Linked DNA regions of Homo sapiens: region 1 is linked to region 2. A link is a loop called in an ENCODE intact Hi-C map of the cell type or tissue named here. Cell type or tissue: Caco-2. All regions are shown on one strand. Region 1 overlaps LAMB4 (laminin subunit beta 4). Region 2 overlaps PNPLA8 (patatin like domain 8, phospholipase A2).

Region 1 (5,000 bases), 380 kb before region 2:
GGTTCAAGAGACTCTCATGCCTCAGTCTCCTGAGGAGCTGGGATTACAGGCATGCACCACCACACCCGGCTATTTTTTTGTATTTTTATTAGAGACAGGTTTTCACCATGTTGGCAGGCTGGGTCTTGAACTCTTGGCCTCAAGTGATCTGCCTGCCTTGGCCTCCGAAAGTGATGAGATTACAGGTGTGAGCCACTGACCCCAGCCTGCTTAGGATGGATTTTTGAAGGTTACAACAGCAAAGGCTGGCCTTTGAGTTTGCTTAATTTAATGCATCTACTTGCAGCTATACTTGAAACTCCTAAGGGGCTCTGTAAGGATTTCCAAAGCACTGTCAGTGGCCTGCAGTTATTCCTGGCTAATACTCAGAGGACTCTGAAGGAGCTCTTTTGCAAAGCTTCTGGGAAGCGGGGGCTGATCATTATAACCTTCTGTGCTGGAAATTGCCTACAACAGCATAGGTGCTCAGCTGGTGGCACTCAGTGCACGTTGCTTGTATGTCCTAGCCATGGCTCACAAGGCCCAACATGATCTGGCCAGGGCCACCTCTTTGCCTTTATGTCTACTTGGCTTTTCACTCTCTTGACTCTGGCTACACATGCTTCTTGCTATTTTTTAAGCACTTAGAGTCAGAAGAGTTCAAGTTGTTCTTCCTCCCAGCTAGTCTTATCTCTTGCTCCTTCCCTTATTTCAGGTTTCTGTTAGAATGCCTTCATTTCAAAGAGCCTTTCCCTGACTACCCTATTAAAATGCCACCATCTTTTCACCCCCATGGCCCTCTGCCACTCTCTATTTTTTGTCCTGCTTTATATATTTCCTAAGCCCTTATCACTACTTGAGGCTATATTATACAGTTGTTGGTTTATTGTCTGTCTCTATAATAAGAATAAAAACTGAATGGGGCAAGGACCTGGTTTTATTTATTGCTGTATCTCCATTACCTAGAATAGTGTGTGGTACATAGTAGATGTTCAGTAAAATTTATTAAATGCAGGATGATTTTAATGATTATTTCAGCTACAGTCAAAACAAATCAACCCTTCGAGAGATTCATATAATCAGTGTATCTTAGCATCACTGGTCACTATAGGCCTTATTGTTGAAGAAAGCCAAAATGCCTTTTGAAAATTAAGGCAAAATGGATCTAAATAAATTTTGCATAGGGGTAGGCCCATCCCAGTGACCAGTAGAAGCTTTGTGATTCTATCAAAAGTGATGGTCTTCAAATAATTTCCAATAATACTATGGAAATTACTTGAGAAAATGTTTAACTTCAGGGCTTGTGGACCATTTTTTGGTTAACATTTTAGAAGTATAATCTTTGATGAGGTTGGCTTCAGAGGATGCTAAGTTGTGGCCACTAAATGTGAGTTCCATCTTGGATAATTTAATAGGTCAATGTTGACTGGAAGCTTCTGAACAAAATGTTTTGCTTGGTAGCTCTTTCTTAGATAACAGATGGGAAAAAATCATCCTCCATGCTGCGTGAATGTTTGTCTAGACCAGTGGTCGTAGCCCCTTCTATAATACACTTTGTCAGCCTGAAATATTTTGAGGTTTTTTCCAGCTCTAAGCTTTCTAAGATTTCTGTCATTCTCTAGACAAAAGAAGCCTCCACAGTTGGAGTTACTTCTATTTTTGGTGGTATAACTTTGAGATATAAGAACACCAATTTCTAATTATCATCAGAGTATGTTGGCTCAGGCAACAGTAAGCAAATGCCAGTGGGAGAACAAGATGGCTGGCGCTCATATTGGAAAGTGGCGGTGGCTCATGCCTGTAATTCCAGCATTTGGGAGGCTGAGGCAGACGGATCACTTTAACCCAAGAGTTGGAGACCAGCTTGGGCAACATAGTGGGACTGGTCTCTATAAAAATACCAAAAATTAACAGGGCATGGTGGTGCTTGCCTACTCCACCAGTAGGTGGAGTAGCCTCCCCTACTTGGGAAGCTGAGGTGGGAAGATCACCTGAGCCTGGGAGGTTGGGGCTGCAGTGAGCTGTGATCATGCTACTGCATGCCAGCCTGGGTGACAGAGCGAGACCCTATCTAAAAAATAGAGTTGAGAACCAATTCTTTGTCCAGAGCACCTGGACTTAGTAGTCACCTGGCCTAGAGTTGAGCAGAACTTCCACCATGTAATTTCCTTGCACATGCAGAGAATTTGCTTTCTTACACAAGTACTTCCCAAACTTAGAACAGTGATATGCACCCAAGTATTGTCTCCACTTATTTATAATAGTCACCTTTTACTAGAAACCAATTTGAATACAAAGCATTTCCCAGAGACTTAAGCAGTTGCTTTAAATGAACAATACATGGAAAAGCCTGGACCACTAACATTAGGCTTATGTCCAACTTCCTTCCTGCACATCCTCTCATTTATGGGGTGGACGTGATTACCTCAGGGTTTTTGGTAGGGACGATACTCAGATGACCTTGGATGCTTGTTCTGTTCCCAGTACATGGAGAGGAAAAGAAACCTGAAAAGCCACTTATCCTTTTATAAAACTGATCTTTAAGGGGAAAAGGCACAAAACTATGTTCACATTGGGAATTTATGATTTTTAGACAGTATAACTTCCAAGTAGTATTATGTTGGTGTACAATCAATTCAAAGTTCTACACCTCTTCCATCTCAAGGCAGAGCAATGAGGACTCATGTTCAGCATAATGGCAGCAGGCCCTGATGAATCTTCAAACTTCATTAAATGAGTCAATTAGGTTTCCTCTATGGGAGTGGCAAAGGTAGCCAAGTAGACTAGTAAATTTTATAGCAATTCCTTACAAAGACTAACCAAAAAGACTTTTATGTCTCATTCTGAAGGTAACAGGAAATGGAAATTAAGCAAATCTTCCTTATTTTTGATCAGTTAAGGTTTCCTGGACTTTGAATTACATGAGAGTTGGCTCTCTGCATCTGCAAGTTCCATATTTGTGGATTCAACCAACCAAGGATTGAAAATATTTGGGAAAAAATAACAACAATAAAACAATAACAGGGTAGGCCCAGTGGCTTAGCCTGTAATCCCAGCAACTCAGGAGGCTGAGGTGGGAAGATCGCTTGAGGCAAGGAGTTCGAGATCAGCCTGGGCAACATAGTGAGACCCTGTCTCTAAAAAGACAAAATTAAAATTAGCCAGGTGTGGTGGTGCATGCCTGTATTTTTAGCTGCTTCAGAGGCTGAGGTACACTCCAGCCTGGGCAGCAGAGTGAGACCCCTGTCCCTAATGAAATAAAAATAAGATTAACAATATAACAATAAAAAGAACACATTTTAAGATGTAGTGTAATAATTATTTACATAACATTTACATTATGTTAGGTATTACAAGTAATCTAGAGATTATTTAAAGTACATGGGAGGATATAGGTAGGTTACATGTAAATACTATGCCATTTTAGATCAGGGACTTGAGCATCCATGGATTTCGGTGTTGGGGGAAAGGGTCCCGGCACCAACGCCCCGTGGATACTGAGGGACAACTGCACCAGTGTCTCCATTGTTTAAAAAGGAAGTTGTCTCCTTTAATGTCTGAGTAGCCCCAGGTGTACCTGGAAAAATCTACATCATTGATTAAATAATGTCCCAGCAAATAAACAAAGAGCCAACCCACCTCCAGGTAACTGAGGATGCAGTATTTCTGGGCTCTGCTCAGCCCACAGGTAGAAGAAGCCATAAGCTGCGTGTTCCTGCCCACCAGGAGATCACCAGTGGTGGGATGACAGGCACCCCTGTTGCAGTCATCTTGAGCTTTTGAGTAACTGAGCCACCCTTGAACACAACAGAAATAGCTTACACGGAAGGCAGTCTAAGGACAGCACAGGGCCTGCAGAAATGACTGGTTAAGGGGGAAAGTTATGTATTTATTTAATATTGGCCAAAGATGTATCAGACTTTTAAGTTTATTAATAGATGACAAATGGTCCCTACTTTGCTTGCTGGGTGGCATGAGGTGTAATACCTCTTTGAGTCTTTTGAAATCTGTATTTCAAAATACAGATTTGGATTAAAAATAAATACTTCTAAAATGTGTTGAACTGAACTCCATATCAGCAGGATTCTCCATCAAAAAGAGATACCGAGAATAATACACTTGAAAGATACTGCATTCTGTATCCCTTTCTTATTTGCAATGGACACCCGCATATGAAAGTCCAAGAGATGCTTCCATGAAACTAAAACGAACAAAACAAAACTCTTTAATGTTGTTTAATCTAGCATTTCCCAAATTTATTTCACCATGGAAGGCATTTTTTATTCAAATCAGGTTAACATTTTGTGCAATACTAGGAAAACACTTGGGAAATCCTAAACTCAATTTTGTTTAAGTGTCTTCCAGTCTTAAAAACCCTATGAATTTTGCCAGGCACACTGGCTCATGCCTGTACATCTCAGCACTTGGGAGACTGAGGTGGGAGAAGTGCGTGAGGCCAGGAGCTCAAGACCAGCTTCTTCAATATAGTGAGACTCCCATCTCCACAAAAAAATGAAAAGAAATTAGCCAGGCATGGTGGTTCATGCTTGTAGTCCCAGCTACTCAGGAAGCTGAGGCGGGAGGATTGCTTGAGCCCAGGTATTCAAGTCTATAGTGAGCTATAATGGTGCCATTGCAATCCAGCCTGAGTGACAGAGCAAGACCCTATCTCAAAAGCAACACCAAAAACAATCCTATCATTTTGGAAATGGGGAGGTCAACATGTCTTACTTAGAGATTGAATTTAAAGTTAAATCTCAGGAATTAAGTTATAAACCCATATAATCAAATTATTCTGGAAAATTTCATAAATTACCTATATAGTACAGCATACATGGTTTTGTGTAGACAAATCCTAACATAACGTTTGAGAACTATCAAGTTAGATAAAGAAGGAAACAAAGGAAACTCTACATGCAAATGAGCAAGCATTCTAATCATTCCGAGTTAAGATAACTGTTAAACATCTATACGGGCATGAGGGGCAAGTAGGGTCATCTGAAATAGTTCTTTCCATCATG
Region 2 (5,000 bases):
TAGGATTGTAGAAAAGACTTAAAAACATAAAAGTTAAAAATCATTAAAGGAAAAGATTTGGCTAAATGAAGATGTTTCAATCCTCTACATTAAAAAATTATTAGCACTTTTTCAATATATGGTTAATATATTTACAATACATTGAGGAATATCCCATAAGAAAATAGGCAAAAATTATGCCCTCAAAATTCACACACAAAAAATAAAAAGCCATCAAAAACCAAAACCTTTTTTTAAGTTTAAACTCATCAATAATGAAAGTGATACAAATTGAAACATGAGCTTCAAAATCTCTCAAACTGATGTCATTTTAAAAATTAAGTGTTTGGTGTTCACAAATATTTCATGAAATAGAAATACAAATTGATGTTGGCAGATGAATAAGCTAAAACCACTGTATTGAAGAACAAATTCAGCCATGTATGTATCAAGATTCTTAAAACATGCATATCCTCTGGCCCACAATTTTACTTCTAGAAATTTACTTTACTTAAAGATATAGCCAGAGATTTAAGTAAAGATGTTTATCTAAATTTTATTTTGAACTGCAAGAGTATCTGAAGTATCCTTTTCTAAGAGAGGATTTGTTAAATAAAAAACAGTATATCCATAAAATGGTGAAGAACCATTAATATATGTTTCAAAAAATATTAACTGACATAGGAAATAATCTGTGCATTATCTGAATTTTGTAAAGAGAATGGATACACACACACTCACAACTACACACATATACACTTGTCTATCTGTAAGAAATTACACAAAAAACACATCACCATGTTAATAGTGCTTTTGTTCTTAGTGGGATTATAAATTATTTTTATTGTTTTCTCGATATATTTTCTATTTCCTATATAATAATTATTTTAAGAAGACATCAACATTGGACCCAATAAATATGCTTCTTATATAGTGACCTACTAATATATTCTGAAATGTGAGAAGAAATTTAAAGTTTTCTATGACAGCATTGTTCATAATCCCAAAAAATTAGGAACATAAATGTCGTAAATGTCCATAAAAATCCTAAATGGAAATGATTAAGAAAGTGTAACATCCCACTCTGGAGTACAGTGTAGTCTTTAAAAATATGTCAGGAGATTTTAAGAACGTTTGAAAAAAGGAGAAGGATACGAATTTACAACTACAATCTAATATCAGCTATACAAAATGTATAAGGTCTAATAAACTAGAAGGAGATATATTAAAGTCTACAGCTCTGAATAACAGGATTGTGGATGATTTTATGCTTATATTTTATGATTATATATACTTTGGGAGGCAGGCCAATCACTTGAGGTTAGGAGCCTGAGCAACATGGTGAAATCTTCTCTCTACTAAAAACAGAAAAAATTAGCTGGGCATGGTGGTGCACACGTGTGGTCCCAGCTACTTGGGAGGCTGACGTGGGAGGATCACTTGAGCCTGGGAAGTTGAGGCTGCAGTGAGCCAAGATAGCACCACTGTACTCTACCCTGGGCAACGGGAGTGAGAGCGTGTGTCGAAAAACAAATAAAAATAAAAATAATTGAATATTTTAGAATGACTTGAGACACATTTAATATGTTAAGTAAAAACAACAGGATGCAAGTATCTCATATTTTTAAAAAAGGCAATTGCAACTTTTACATGCAAATCTCACACACACAAACCCCCCAAAACAATTACTAAACTATGATTCACCAAAATACTAACAGTGGTTATCTCTAATTAGTCAAATAATTTAATATTCTTGATATTTTTCAAATTATAATATGCAAGAATATAATTTAATATTGACATTTTTCAAATTATAATATGCACATACTACCTATATAATCAGAAGATTTAAAAAGAGTAATTGTAACTTACTTAAGAATGTTTTCCCATGTTTGACTGTCATAAAATGCATGGCTCCAACTCATTTTTACTGTTCCAACAATGACATTTTGTGAAAATACATCTGATCCTAATTTTCGATAAAGTTCCTCACATTCATCCAAGGGCATATGAAACAACCCCAACATGAAAGCTAATATGGCACCTGGAAAAAAGAATCCTTAGCTTTTATCAGTGTTAAGTTATAGCCCTTATGATGTAAGATTTCCTGAATCATAGTTTTGGCTTAAATTTTAGCGTTGATACTTTCTAGCTATGTCACCTGGGACAAATGACTTTCCTTCTCAGAGCCCCATTTGTTTCAGGGGTAAAATGGGAGTAATAAGAACAACCAAAATTCATGTGTCTTACTGGGTTAACAAATGTAAAGGGATTTACCAGGTCTCAAAAAGGATTAAATAAATGCTACCCCCAATAATGATAATAATAATAATTTAAAAATATTTACAAATGTGTTGTTTTACATTAAATTATATATAAGATACTATGGTAGATAATTCACGTTCTTTCTAACATCAATGAATTACTTAGTTTTAGTCACAGAATATGGTATATTTGACAACTCACCAAATCACTAAGCAATTCTCCTTCAAGTTAGTCCTAGGAACCAATGTAATTAAACATATTAGGTACTCTTGGATGTCCTTTTAAACAGCTGATTCCATATCTAGCTATAATAGGTAGGACACACTGCCACCTAGTGTGCCTAACTGGCATAACCATGAACAAAAGACAAAAAAGGAAGTACAAAATTTTGGGGTATGGAGAGAGGGCTGAAGAAGGCAAAGGACTATGATCTTAAACATAAGTGCTTAATGTTCTTTTCCTTAATGTACTGCCAGAATGCACCACTTCCATATAATAATAATTACCTGTGCTTACACCACAAATGTAATCAAAGAGCTGATGAACTGGCTTCTGAGTAAGTTCAACTAATTTTCGTAGGGTCTGGAGAGCAACCACGCCCCTACAGAAAAGATTAAAGACAAAATGACAATTCCTGTTTAAAGAAAAAATAATTTAAGCTGTTGAATAAAACAATCTAATAATTGCTTTTAGAGTTTATATGCTAACATGAAAATTAATAATATAAATCAAAATCAGTAAAAATTGCCTGTCCAAATTTTTAGTATTACTTTTGAAAATCTAATATCTAAATGATAAAAAAACCTACACTAAGGCAGCACATTTTAAAATTTATATTAGTATCTCTCTCTTGTTTTTTCACTGAACCCATCCTTCTGCAGAACAGTATCTCTTTAAGAATAAATCTGGCCAGGCAGTGGCTCATTCTTGTAATCCCAGCGCTTTGGGAGGTTGAGGTAAGAGGATCACTTGAGGCCAGGAGTTCAAGACCAGCTGAACAATATAGCGAGATCCCATTTCTACAGAAAAAAAAAAAAAAAGTAAAAAGAAGAAGAAATCCACTCAAATACACTTCTTAAGAATGCCAAAAACCAACAAACAACTAAATAAGAATACAAAGATATGCCAATATAAAATTGAAAAAAAAAACAAAAAACAAAAAAAAAAACAAAAAAAACTGGAAAACACTTAAAAACTCACTCACTGGTTTTGGAATGCCATACCTTGGTTTCCTCTCTTACTAACATAGTTGGTCACCTATGACTCTATACATTTTTGTCTTACATATTTCACCAGATTTTTTTTTTTGAGATGGAGTCTCACTCTGTTGCCCAGGCTGGAGTGCAGTGGCTCACTGGGCTCACTGCAACCTCCGCCTCCTGGGTTCATGCCATTCTCCTGCCTCAGCCTCCCGAGTAGCTGGGACTACAGGAGCCTGCCACCATGCCTGGCTAATTTTTTTTTTTTTTTGTATTTTTAGTAGAGACAGGGTTTCACCATGTTAGCCAGGATGGTCTCGATCTCCTGACCTCATGATCCACCCGCCTCAGCCTCCCAAAGTGCTAAGATTACAGGTGTGAGCCACTGCACCCGGCCACCAGTCAGATTTTTAAGCTCCCTTTTCTTTATTCATTTTTAAAAACTCTCAATAACTTCAGGTTAACCCTCTATATTAATGGTATATTAATTAATGTTGCTGACTTTGCTCATTTCTGAATCCTTGCCAACAGCAGTTAATAGCTTCATGAAGGAATGCGAAACGATGAAAAAGCTTAGGAGATATAGACCAATTGAGGGTGTATGTACCATGTAAACTGTCATGTGTGTATCATGACAATTTTTAACAGTGGGAGAATAAAAAAACGATGAAAAGCTCTATTCCCAACACAAGGTAGGGGGTAGGTAAGTCCTGGAACACAAAGGTAGTTAGGCATCAAAAAATTTTGAGTGTCAAATTGTGCTTGATAATGTTAACAAGAAGTAACTAGAAAATTATGTAAGATTAAAGTAGAAAACCAAAGATGCTGATTTTTTAAATACAACAAATAATGTGCATTTGAGGAGAGTTAAGATATCTTATGAAAGAGGTACATTATTAATTCAAGACAAGACATGATGAATTAAATGTAATGCTGGATAAAATATATTTAACAATGTGACCTCTATTATCACAAAAAGGAAATAAAATAGGCACGTATATGTTCACACAGAAAAAGATTAGAAGAAAATAAATCAAAATACTAAAATAATCTTAAGAGTTGTGAGCTATGGTTTTGGGGTTTTTTTCTCTCTCAGGTTTTTCTAACTACTCGTATAATTGGGAAACTTAACTATTTAAAAATGTTGTACTCATAAATTCCGAATGAATTTAAATACGTATATATCTGCCAAGTTGCCACAGCTGTCTGTGTCTACCACTGTAGGTTCTCTTATAACAAAGAAGTCAAAGACAGGGTTTTTTATTTTTTCTCTCAATCCCTCATACATTACTGCTTTCCGCACAAACCTCCCATCTGGGCTGCTTTCCCATATTCCCCTAAACCAAGTTTTCTCAACAGCAGAACCGCTGACATTCTGGGTTGGATAATCTTTGTTTTGCGGGGCTGTCCTGTGCACTGTATGATGTTTAGTCACAACTGTCCTCTTCAAACTAGATGCAAGTGGCAGTGCTCTAGTTGTGACAACTAAAAATGTCTCCAGACACTGCCAAATGTCCTTTAGGGAGCAAAATCACCTCCAGTGGAGAATTACTAACC

Evidence for each region. Hi-C counts contacts between places; a loop is a spot of excess contacts. Peaks named below come from ENCODE experiments on the same cell type or tissue, not always from the same donor. Only the 100,000 strongest peaks of a DNase experiment are listed, where the experiment ranks them.
Region 1: a loop joins it to region 2, with 10 times the contacts of the local background. A loop is called at or near these places in 8 of 110 quality-filtered maps.

Annotation. Positions count from the first base shown.
Region 1 is chr7:108,112,386-108,117,385 of GRCh38, forward strand. LAMB4 (laminin subunit beta 4) reads right to left here. Exons shown (of 34, transcript NM_007356.3): 3 at 3,619-3,776. Among named protein-coding and RNA genes, the nearest start is that of LAMB4, 15 kb to the right of the region's middle. In Caco-2, a CTCF peak has its summit at 1,916 (motif pointing right); a DNase peak (open chromatin) is centred at 1,946.
Region 2 is chr7:108,494,733-108,499,732 of GRCh38, forward strand. PNPLA8 (patatin like domain 8, phospholipase A2) reads right to left here. Exons shown (of 11, transcript NM_001256007.3): 6 at 2,751-2,845; 7 at 1,852-2,023. Among named protein-coding and RNA genes, the nearest start is that of PNPLA8, 29 kb to the right of the region's middle. In Caco-2, CTCF peaks have their summits at 2,585 (motif pointing left) and 2,789; a DNase peak (open chromatin) is centred at 2,576.